Linked DNA regions of Homo sapiens: all the other regions are linked to region 1. Evidence: chromatin contacts called from ENCODE Hi-C or POLR2A ChIA-PET data. All regions are on one chromosome and are shown on one strand. The core of a region is the stretch at or near the end of the contact, and the rest is flanking DNA. Distances in the headings are between cores, read along the strand shown. Region 1 holds the start of H4C16 (H4 histone 16). Region 2 holds the start of NECAP1 (NECAP endocytosis associated 1). Region 3 holds the start of CLEC2D (C-type lectin domain family 2 member D).

Evidence for each region. Hi-C counts contacts between places; a loop is a spot of excess contacts on that map. ChIA-PET counts read pairs that join two places held with the same protein, here RNA polymerase II (POLR2A). Pooled maps may share reads with other maps.
Region 2: a loop to region 1 is called in a map of naive thymus-derived CD4-positive, alpha-beta T cell, with 21 times the contacts of the local background. The contact joins the promoter of NECAP1 here to the promoter of H4C16 in region 1. A Hi-C loop is called at or near these places in 1 of 168 maps with a recorded cell type or tissue (naive thymus-derived CD4-positive, alpha-beta T cell) and 6 of 50 pooled maps. POLR2A ChIA-PET finds 5 or more read pairs at or near these places in 1 of 52 experiments (activated B cell).
Region 3: a map of naive thymus-derived CD4-positive, alpha-beta T cell shows a loop between it and region 1 (14-fold over the local background). The contact joins the promoter of CLEC2D here to the promoter of H4C16 in region 1. A Hi-C loop is called at or near these places in 1 of 168 maps with a recorded cell type or tissue (naive thymus-derived CD4-positive, alpha-beta T cell), 1 of 37 single-sample maps with no recorded cell type and 9 of 50 pooled maps.

The regions. Positions count from the first base shown.
Region 1 is chr12:14,769,788-14,772,441 of GRCh38, forward strand. H4C16 (H4 histone 16) reads right to left here and starts at 1,344. Exons shown (of 1, transcript NM_175054.2): 1 at 933-1,344. The coding sequence starts at 1,297. The coding sequence ends at 986. It overlaps LOC105369669, which reads right to left and starts at 870. Exons shown (of 3, transcript XM_047429947.1): 1 at 113-870. The coding sequence starts at 366. RefSeq lists enhancers at 1-565, 566-1,162, 827-1,156.
Region 2 is chr12:8,080,942-8,083,595 of GRCh38, forward strand. NECAP1 (NECAP endocytosis associated 1) reads left to right here and starts at 1,333. Exons shown (of 8, transcript NM_015509.4): 1 at 1,333-1,442. The coding sequence starts at 1,348. RefSeq lists enhancers at 595-1,794, 1,226-1,445, 1,516-1,575.
Region 3 is chr12:9,668,463-9,671,116 of GRCh38, forward strand. CLEC2D (C-type lectin domain family 2 member D) reads left to right here and starts at 1,251. Exons shown (of 5, transcript NM_013269.6): 1 at 1,251-1,333. The coding sequence starts at 1,273.

The DNA.
Region 1 (2,654 bases), core at 94-2,593:
CTGTCTCTCTTACATTCTCACTGAACTTATTAGAACCTAACCCGCCACCCGTTTCCCTTCTAGACCCCCAGGCTGCTCTGAACAGGGCCTTTACTCGGAAGCCAGGGCTTACCTCCCGGCTGCGATAGGGTTATTTGTGATGGGCATGACACTGCTCGGAGCGGGGGATTCCCGGCAACTTGGCGACCTGCAGGTGATCTGGCCTTTCATGCCGGCGTGACCCCCACTGCCTGCCTGCCAACTCCACGCCCGCCGCCAGGTGGCCGAGCAGGACGCTACCCGCTTGGCGTAGGCAACTTTACGCAGCTGGCTAAGAGGGAATCGCAGGGTGTCGCGAGTTTCGCCCGGCCGCCTTAATCTCAGCATCTGAGCTTGGTCACCTCTCACTCAACGTCAGCGATTAAGTAAAATAGTACCCAGTAAGACTACGCGCCACACTAGAGCTGCATTCAGCTTTCGGGCTTGCAGGTAGCGGCGTGCTGCGACCTCCCATTTCCTGCGACTTAGCAAGCCCTGCACACGCACGAACCGCCCTTGACGCGTGACGCTCACCCCTGAAGGCCAGCAGGAAGTCACCTAAGCCCTGATTTACATGGAAGCCATCCGATACGTGCTTATGGGCCAACGACTCGGCCGCTTAGAAGACCATGACCAGTTCTAACACTAGGGCTTTGTACAAGCACTCTTCTAAACAAAATCCGGTGTCTGGATTTTGGGAGGTCACTACTGCGTTGCGCGGCACCTCCAGGGTCGTACCTAAGCACAGGCGGAACCCCCTCCTTGAGGTCTAGTTCTCCCCGTGCCCGCCAAGTCTAATCCCGAGCAGATGCTCGGGCCGCGAATATCCCATTTCCGGTATCCGGAAGGCGACATCAAAGGGTTGATATTTACCCGTTATCTAGGAAGTGTTAACAGCTCTTTCTGTGACAGTTTGGGGGCCCTGAAAAGGGCCTTTTGGAGTCTGTAGAGAAGCTGTGGGGACAGCTCAACCGCCGAAACCATAAAGGGTGCGACCCTGGCGTTTCAGCGCGTACACCACATCCATGGCCGTGACGGTCTTGCGCTTGGCGTGCTCCGTGTAAGTCACCGCGTCACGGATCACGTTCTCCAGGAAGACTTTGAGGACTCCCCGGGTCTCCTCGTAGATGAGACCAGAAATGCGCTTGACGCCCCCACGTCGGGCGAGACGGCGAATCGCCGGCTTTGTAATGCCTTGGATATTGTCCCGCAGCACCTTCCGGTGGCGCTTGGCGCCTCCCTTACCCAGCCCCTTGCCACCTTTACCTCGCCCAGACATTCTGAAATCACAGCGCCTACTCAGCAGAAAATCGGGCTGCCCACTGTGATTGCCAGTCGCAGACCAGGGCTTATAGTCTCTCGATGCGGACCTGTTTGAAAACATCAAAAAAGTGGGCGGAGCTCTAGGCCCCACCTCTGGAGACATGCTATAGTTGTTAAGTCCAGGAAGCAGTCAGCGAAACCAGCCTGATTTTTTTGTTGTTTGCTCTTTTGGGAAAATTTTTTCTGATGTTTGGAGAAAGGTTCATGGTGATACGTTTTAAAGTTAAAACAGTATGAGCTAAAAGAATTTATATTGCCTTTTCTCAGCGCTTAAATAAAAGTAGGCCAGATCCTATGCACGTTCCTTGTTCTGTCCCTCCCTCCTTCTGTTTTTTCAAACGGAATTCCTGACTTACTATGAAACTCTATAAAAACCTGAAAAGCTTTACATCCGAGATTTCAAAGCAATTACTTAAAATTTAAAATTTTTCACACGTGGGTCTTCTGAAGACATAGTAGGGGGAGAGGACTTTTTTCTCTTTTACGGCCCTGCAGATAATTAAAATTCTTTCAATTGAAAAAAGAAAGTGCAGCTTCCCGTCCCCCACCTACACTCCACCCCCACCTCCCCCCGACCCCCGCCATTCCCCTTTCAGCTGCTTCTGCGCAATTTGCAGGTTTTCCTGCCCTGCAAGAGCCTGTGTGCTTTTCAACCAAGTAACTTCCTGTGGTTATTTAGTTGAAATATTGTCAATGTCTTATGTCATTCAAATCTCAGGTTCTCATCTCACATTTTCCACTTAAAAATTCAAAGTTCTTGTAAAACAATGGATGCCACAATCATGACTTGGAATAATGATTTCTACTGCAAATCCCCTCAGGAGGTTCTGAATCCCTTCCTTTCTCAAGAGAATCCCTGAACAAAAACGAAAGTTTCTGTAAGGTGTCACCGCTCTTCAAAGGTGTCAGGACCCTGTCTTCTCTAAAGGTTTTACTGTGTTAAAAAGCAGCTGTTATTTAGAGGATGAGTCATAAGTCTTTCCCAGGTAGTTAATTAGGATTCTGAGCAATGAATTTTAGTAAGTGGGGCTTCTTTGTCCCTGGTCTTGAAGATAAGCCTTTACAGCAGGAAGACTTTATGGTAAAATTTTGTTATATTTATAAATGCCTATAGTTTACATTTGTTTCAATCCATGCCCATCTTCATAACCCAAAAGGTATTTATTTTTCTTTTACTTTTTGTTAAAGATAAAAGAGTTGGAACACTGTCTTGAATGGCTGGAAAAAGTCCTGAATGGTCGAACTTCACTCATGATTTTAATATTTGACTCAGAGGGAAGAGGAAAAGTCTATCAGATCTTGAAGAGATAAGA
Region 2 (2,654 bases), core at 83-2,582, 6.7 Mb before region 1:
GGATAAATGTGGTAATTCTTTTTGAAATTTAAGATATCACTTTCCAAGGTGGAGCAGACAAATTAGAGGCAGGTTTGCTTTTTTTTTTTTTCTCATTAAACTTTTTTAATGGGTCTCAAAATTCTGTGACAAATTTTTGGATGTTTCCATTAAAAAGTACTGATTTAAAAAACTAATAACTTAAAACTGCCACACGCAAAAAAGAAAACCAGTGGTCCACAAAACATTCTCCTTTCCTTCTGAAGAAGAAAACCAGTGGTCCACAAAACATTCTCCTTTCCTTCTGAAGGTTTTACGATGCATTGTTTTCATTAACCAGTCTTTTACTACTGAACTTAAATGGCCAGTTGAAACAAACAGTTCTGAGACCGTTCTTCCACCACTGATTAAGAGTGGGGTGGCAGGTATTAGGGATGATATTCATCTAGCCTTCTGAGCTTTCTGGGCAGACTTGGTGACCTTGCCAGCTCCAGCAGCGGTGAAGACTGCTGCTGTTGTAATGAGGCAGGCTTGAGTTTCTGTCTCAGTTTTGCCACTTGCTATCTGTACTGTCAGGGTGTTGTGGTTAAGTTTACCTTTGGGGCGCAGAAAAAGCATATTTATGGTGAGAGTTCGGTAGCATTTATCATTATAATAGAACTGGGAGCTAATATAGGCCATTAGATAGTTCATTATGCTTCCGATTTTATCAGGAATTGGGTTGATCCCACGTATAGTCTATTTAACAGGATCAAATTTTCCAAAAAGATAATCGGAATACACGCCGAAAGTGTGGCAAAACATTTTAACAGGTGTCGTCCTGAAAAATCGGAGATAAAGAGTGTAAGGCACTAAATCAAGTTGGGTGTTTTCAGCGTTTAGACTCTGGAGAGTTGAAATCCACGGTGTCTATGACCAGATCATACATCATTCTCTGCAGGTACCTCGTCTGGGACTACCGGCTGGAGGTTGCCTCTTTTCTGCCAGGAGACTACAGTTAGGAAGTGACTCCTGTAAGAAAATCCGTCACGATTCAATATGGTCCTCGTCCTCGTAGGACACTCCAGGCACCTGCCTAGAGTAAGATGGCGCTTTTCGTAAGCACCTCTCCAGGACAGAGATTTCCATAACGAGAGTCACGCACTTGCAGGCCATCTTTGCCATTATCCAAGACGGTGAGCCGTGCAGCCTCATCGTTTCCAGGTTTCAATATGGCTCCCCGCGTCACCGAAAAGGTTAATCTCAGAAACTAACTTGAACTCGCGCGGAAGTGACGCAACAGAAGTTGTCGCGCTTTGCATCTCCGCCTCCCGTGCTCCGCCTCCGGTCTTACGTTTCGCCCCCGGCAGCGCCGACAGCGGACCCAAGATGGCGACCGAGTTGGAGTACGAGTCTGTGCTGTGTGTGAAGCCAGACGTCAGCGTCTACCGGATTCCGCCCCGGGCCTCCAACCGCGGTTACAGGTACTAACCCCGAGGCGCTGCCGCACACGCGTACTCTGTCGCAGATGACAGCTTCCTTCTCAGCTAGCACGCTGTCCGTCCCTGCCACTACTACCTCTGTATTGTCACCTTGCTAGCCTCCCTACCTGGGTTGTCATCTCCCTGACCACCTGCTCCATCTCCACTCTGGACTGTCATCACCATATTTCTGCCGTTTTTTTTTTTGTTTTGTTTTTTATTAAATTACCACTCTGCGTTATTCCACTCTGCCTCTCCCGTAATCCCCTGGGGCACCCATCTGCTCCCCATCATGCACTTTCAGTCGTGCTTGCTCCATTGCCAGTCCCCTTTCATTCGCTCTTCCCTGCGTCCTTCAGCTTATCATCCTCATCCTTTCTCTCTCTCTCTCTCTCACACACACACACACACACACACACACACACACACACACACACCTTTCCAGTTCCCCATGCACATTTATGGGTAATCGTGTTGCTTGCCACTCTGGATTATCTGATTTATTTTTTGTACTGTTGTCAATTTCGTCACCAACTGTCATCATCCACCATTCGGTTTTTCCTTCAGCAGTTTTACCAGTGAGCAAAGGTTATGATCATAAGCTTTACAACGGTTGTTCATTCTGTTTCTTCTCATTGTATTTTCTTGATGATTATATAGTATTTTCTGTCTTCCTTCCCTACCTCCCTTCTTAACCTCTCCTACACCTTTTCCCTCCAAAGTTGAGGCAGCATTTTTCTCTGTTGGGCCTAACTACCTACCTTGTAATCCAATGACTGTGAGGTTCTGAGGATGCTATAGGACATTATGTAGTTGAAAGACAGTTCACTGGGCTTCATGTTAAACCATATGAGTGTGAGCCCTTTCCAAGCCTCAATTTTCTCATCTGTAAAATAGAAAAAAAAACCTGTTAGTGATGATACCTGCGCTCTTATAATGTGCTTAACAAGGGTTTTTGGGAGAGTAAAATTAAATCATATAATGGATGTGAAAGAATGTAGGAAATGCAATAAAGCAGTTACAAATACTATTTGTTTGTTCTTTTTTTTTTTTTTTTTTTTTTTTTTGAGATGTAGTCTCACTTTGTTGCCCAGGCCGGAGCGCAATGGCTCAATCTCAGCTCACTGCAACCTCCGCCTCCTGGGTTCAAGCGATTCTCCTGCTTCAGCTTCCTGAATAGTTGGGATTACACGCATGCACCACCACACCTGGCTA
Region 3 (2,654 bases), core at 1-2,500, 5.1 Mb before region 1:
TCTCAAGCAATTTTCAAATTATTAAATTTCACAGGAAAGGAGGTTAGGAAGAACTATGTGAAAAACAGACTTGAACTTTTGGCAATCACATGTTGTTCAGGAGACAAAACCAAATTCAACTTCCAAGAAAGAGAAGCAGCTTTGATAAAAAGCAGGTTCTCAGATGGAATTACTAGAAGGCTTTATCATAGGTCCTAGGACAAACTAGAAATGATGAAATAGTAAAGAAAAAGATATATAAAATCTTACAGAAACTGGAACTCAGTCCTAATGCAACTTCATTTCTATTTGATAAAGGCAATAGCTGTCCAATCTGGAACTTATTTCTTACAGGTAAGGGGGGCTACTGTATAGAATTCAAAAGCAGGGAAAATATGTTGTCAGAGTTAAGATAGAGATTGTATTTGGGGTAATGAGCGTTGCAGGACATGAGTAGGGCACATAGCGTGTTGGTATTGTTTTACGTGGTTTTAAGATATACTTCATCTAGGCACTTGTTACATGTTATATTTTTAATGAATGTGTTTAGTTGTATGCTTATGATTTGTGCACATTACTATAAATTATATTTTAGTAAAAGGTGCCCTTACTGGCATTTATATACAAGAAATCAACACATCTGACAAGAAGCTCTTGCTGCTAAAGAGCCTCTGTGCTCCTGGATCATGCCAGAGGGAGCACAGAAGCTGCACACCGTTCAAGCCCATTTTTGAAAAGTTGTTGTAGCAGCCATAGCAGCAAATTCCCAAAATATCTTGAAGAAATTGAAAACAAGATATTTTTTGAATGAGCGTAAACTCTTGGGAATGAATTTTAATTTGAGATTAAAATTGCTGTTGTCTTTACTTACCTAACATTCATTTCCTCTGAGAGCCAACTCCTTCCTTTCAATAAATTCTTATTTTCTATCATAATATTGCTTTGTACCGCACAAAATACAATTATAATTTTTAATAGTCAAAGAAATTTTAAGTTATCAAACATTAGTTTCTTTCGTAACCAAAATACTGTTAGAGAAGTAGCTTCAACTTTTTAAAATTCTTACAAACACCAGTTTATTCTGTTGTGATGAGCTGATTTTTGAAACAATTTATGCTTCATTTGTTCCTCTAGCTATATTTAACTTAAAGGCTTGACATTTTGAGTTACTGGGGCGGTTACACACTTACACGTTTTAGTCGTTGGGCTTTTTTTTTGTTTTGTTTTGAATCATTCTTGGGGTTGAAAACGTAGAGACTGTGGTTTAGATCACTCATAGAAACTGGAGGCAAAATGCATGACAGTAACAATGTGGAGAAAGACATTACACCATCTGAATTGCCTGCAAACCCAGGTAAGAAGCTGGGCTCTACAGAGTAAGTGTGAGGACTGGAATGGGAAGGTAGTGGTAGTGATGGGCTCACACAGGAAAGGTGCTGATCTAGTAAAAAGTTTTCAAGGATAAGAGATGGAATGTGGGAGTCCATAAATTGGCTTATAATTTGTGTAAAACATGCATATATTTATATTCCCAGTTCTAACAACTAAGGAGAGGGAACAATGAGAGAAAGATGTAAGACAATGAGATAAGGTTAAGTTTAGGATTGAAAATAACAGTTAATTTCACTAAAAAAAAATCTATACAAACTCTAAAGTGTTACTCAGATACAAGATACCATCATTATTACATAGGTAGAAAACCTATCATGGAAGCTCTTAAGAGAGAAAAGGTAGAAAATAGTATGTAAAGGACATTTACAAATCAAAAAAGTAACAAAGGTTGAGTAGAAACTTAGTAGGGCATTCTAATGGAATTATGTTACATTGGATGCACTGGAAATATATATATATATAGCTTTATATGATGCTTTAGTAAGTGAAAAAAATGACTTTTGCCACAGTTAGGGAATATCAAGGTTTTATAACTTAGGACTTAAAAGTTTGGAGTTTTCTCCTCCCAACTTAAAAGGTAATCAATTTGGAGAAAAGGTAATTCAGAGGCAGAAAAAGATGAACTCTAAATGTTGTTAAATGACTTCATTTATTTCTTCATTCATTGGGTATTTTGAGCATTTTATACCAAATGCTTTAAACTGTTTGTCGGATAGTTCCAACATCTCTGTCATGTCCTCCTTGGCTTGTGTTTTCTTTCCCCATGGAAGTTGACATTTTCGTGGTTCTTCATATACTGTGTAATTTTGGATTGTAATTTGAACATTTTGAACAAATATTTAGTTAGACTGGATCTTATTTAAATTTTGGAGTATATTGATACTATTGTTTTAGCAAGCAATCACCCTGGTGAGATGAAGACAATCTGTGGGATCTGGTTCCAATGTCAGTTCCATTCTGAAAGCCTTTGTAGTGCTATTCAGACATGTGCATCAACCAGGGGTGAAATTGGGAACTGTGCAATGCTCTACTCATTAGTTCAGGTCTTAGCATCTTTAGTGTGCCAATTAGAACCATATCTAGGCATGCATAAGTTGAGGGGCAGGTGAATCCAGGAGTTTATGAATAATGTTCATGGGTCTCTTTCTAAAGTTTCTTCCTCTTCACCATCTGACCCGTACTTTCAGGTTCCCAGGGGCTTCTCCTTTCCATCCTCCAGCTAGAAATGCGGGCCTCCTTTTATTCTGATGAACCATATACTTCTGCAATTATAGCTGCATCTT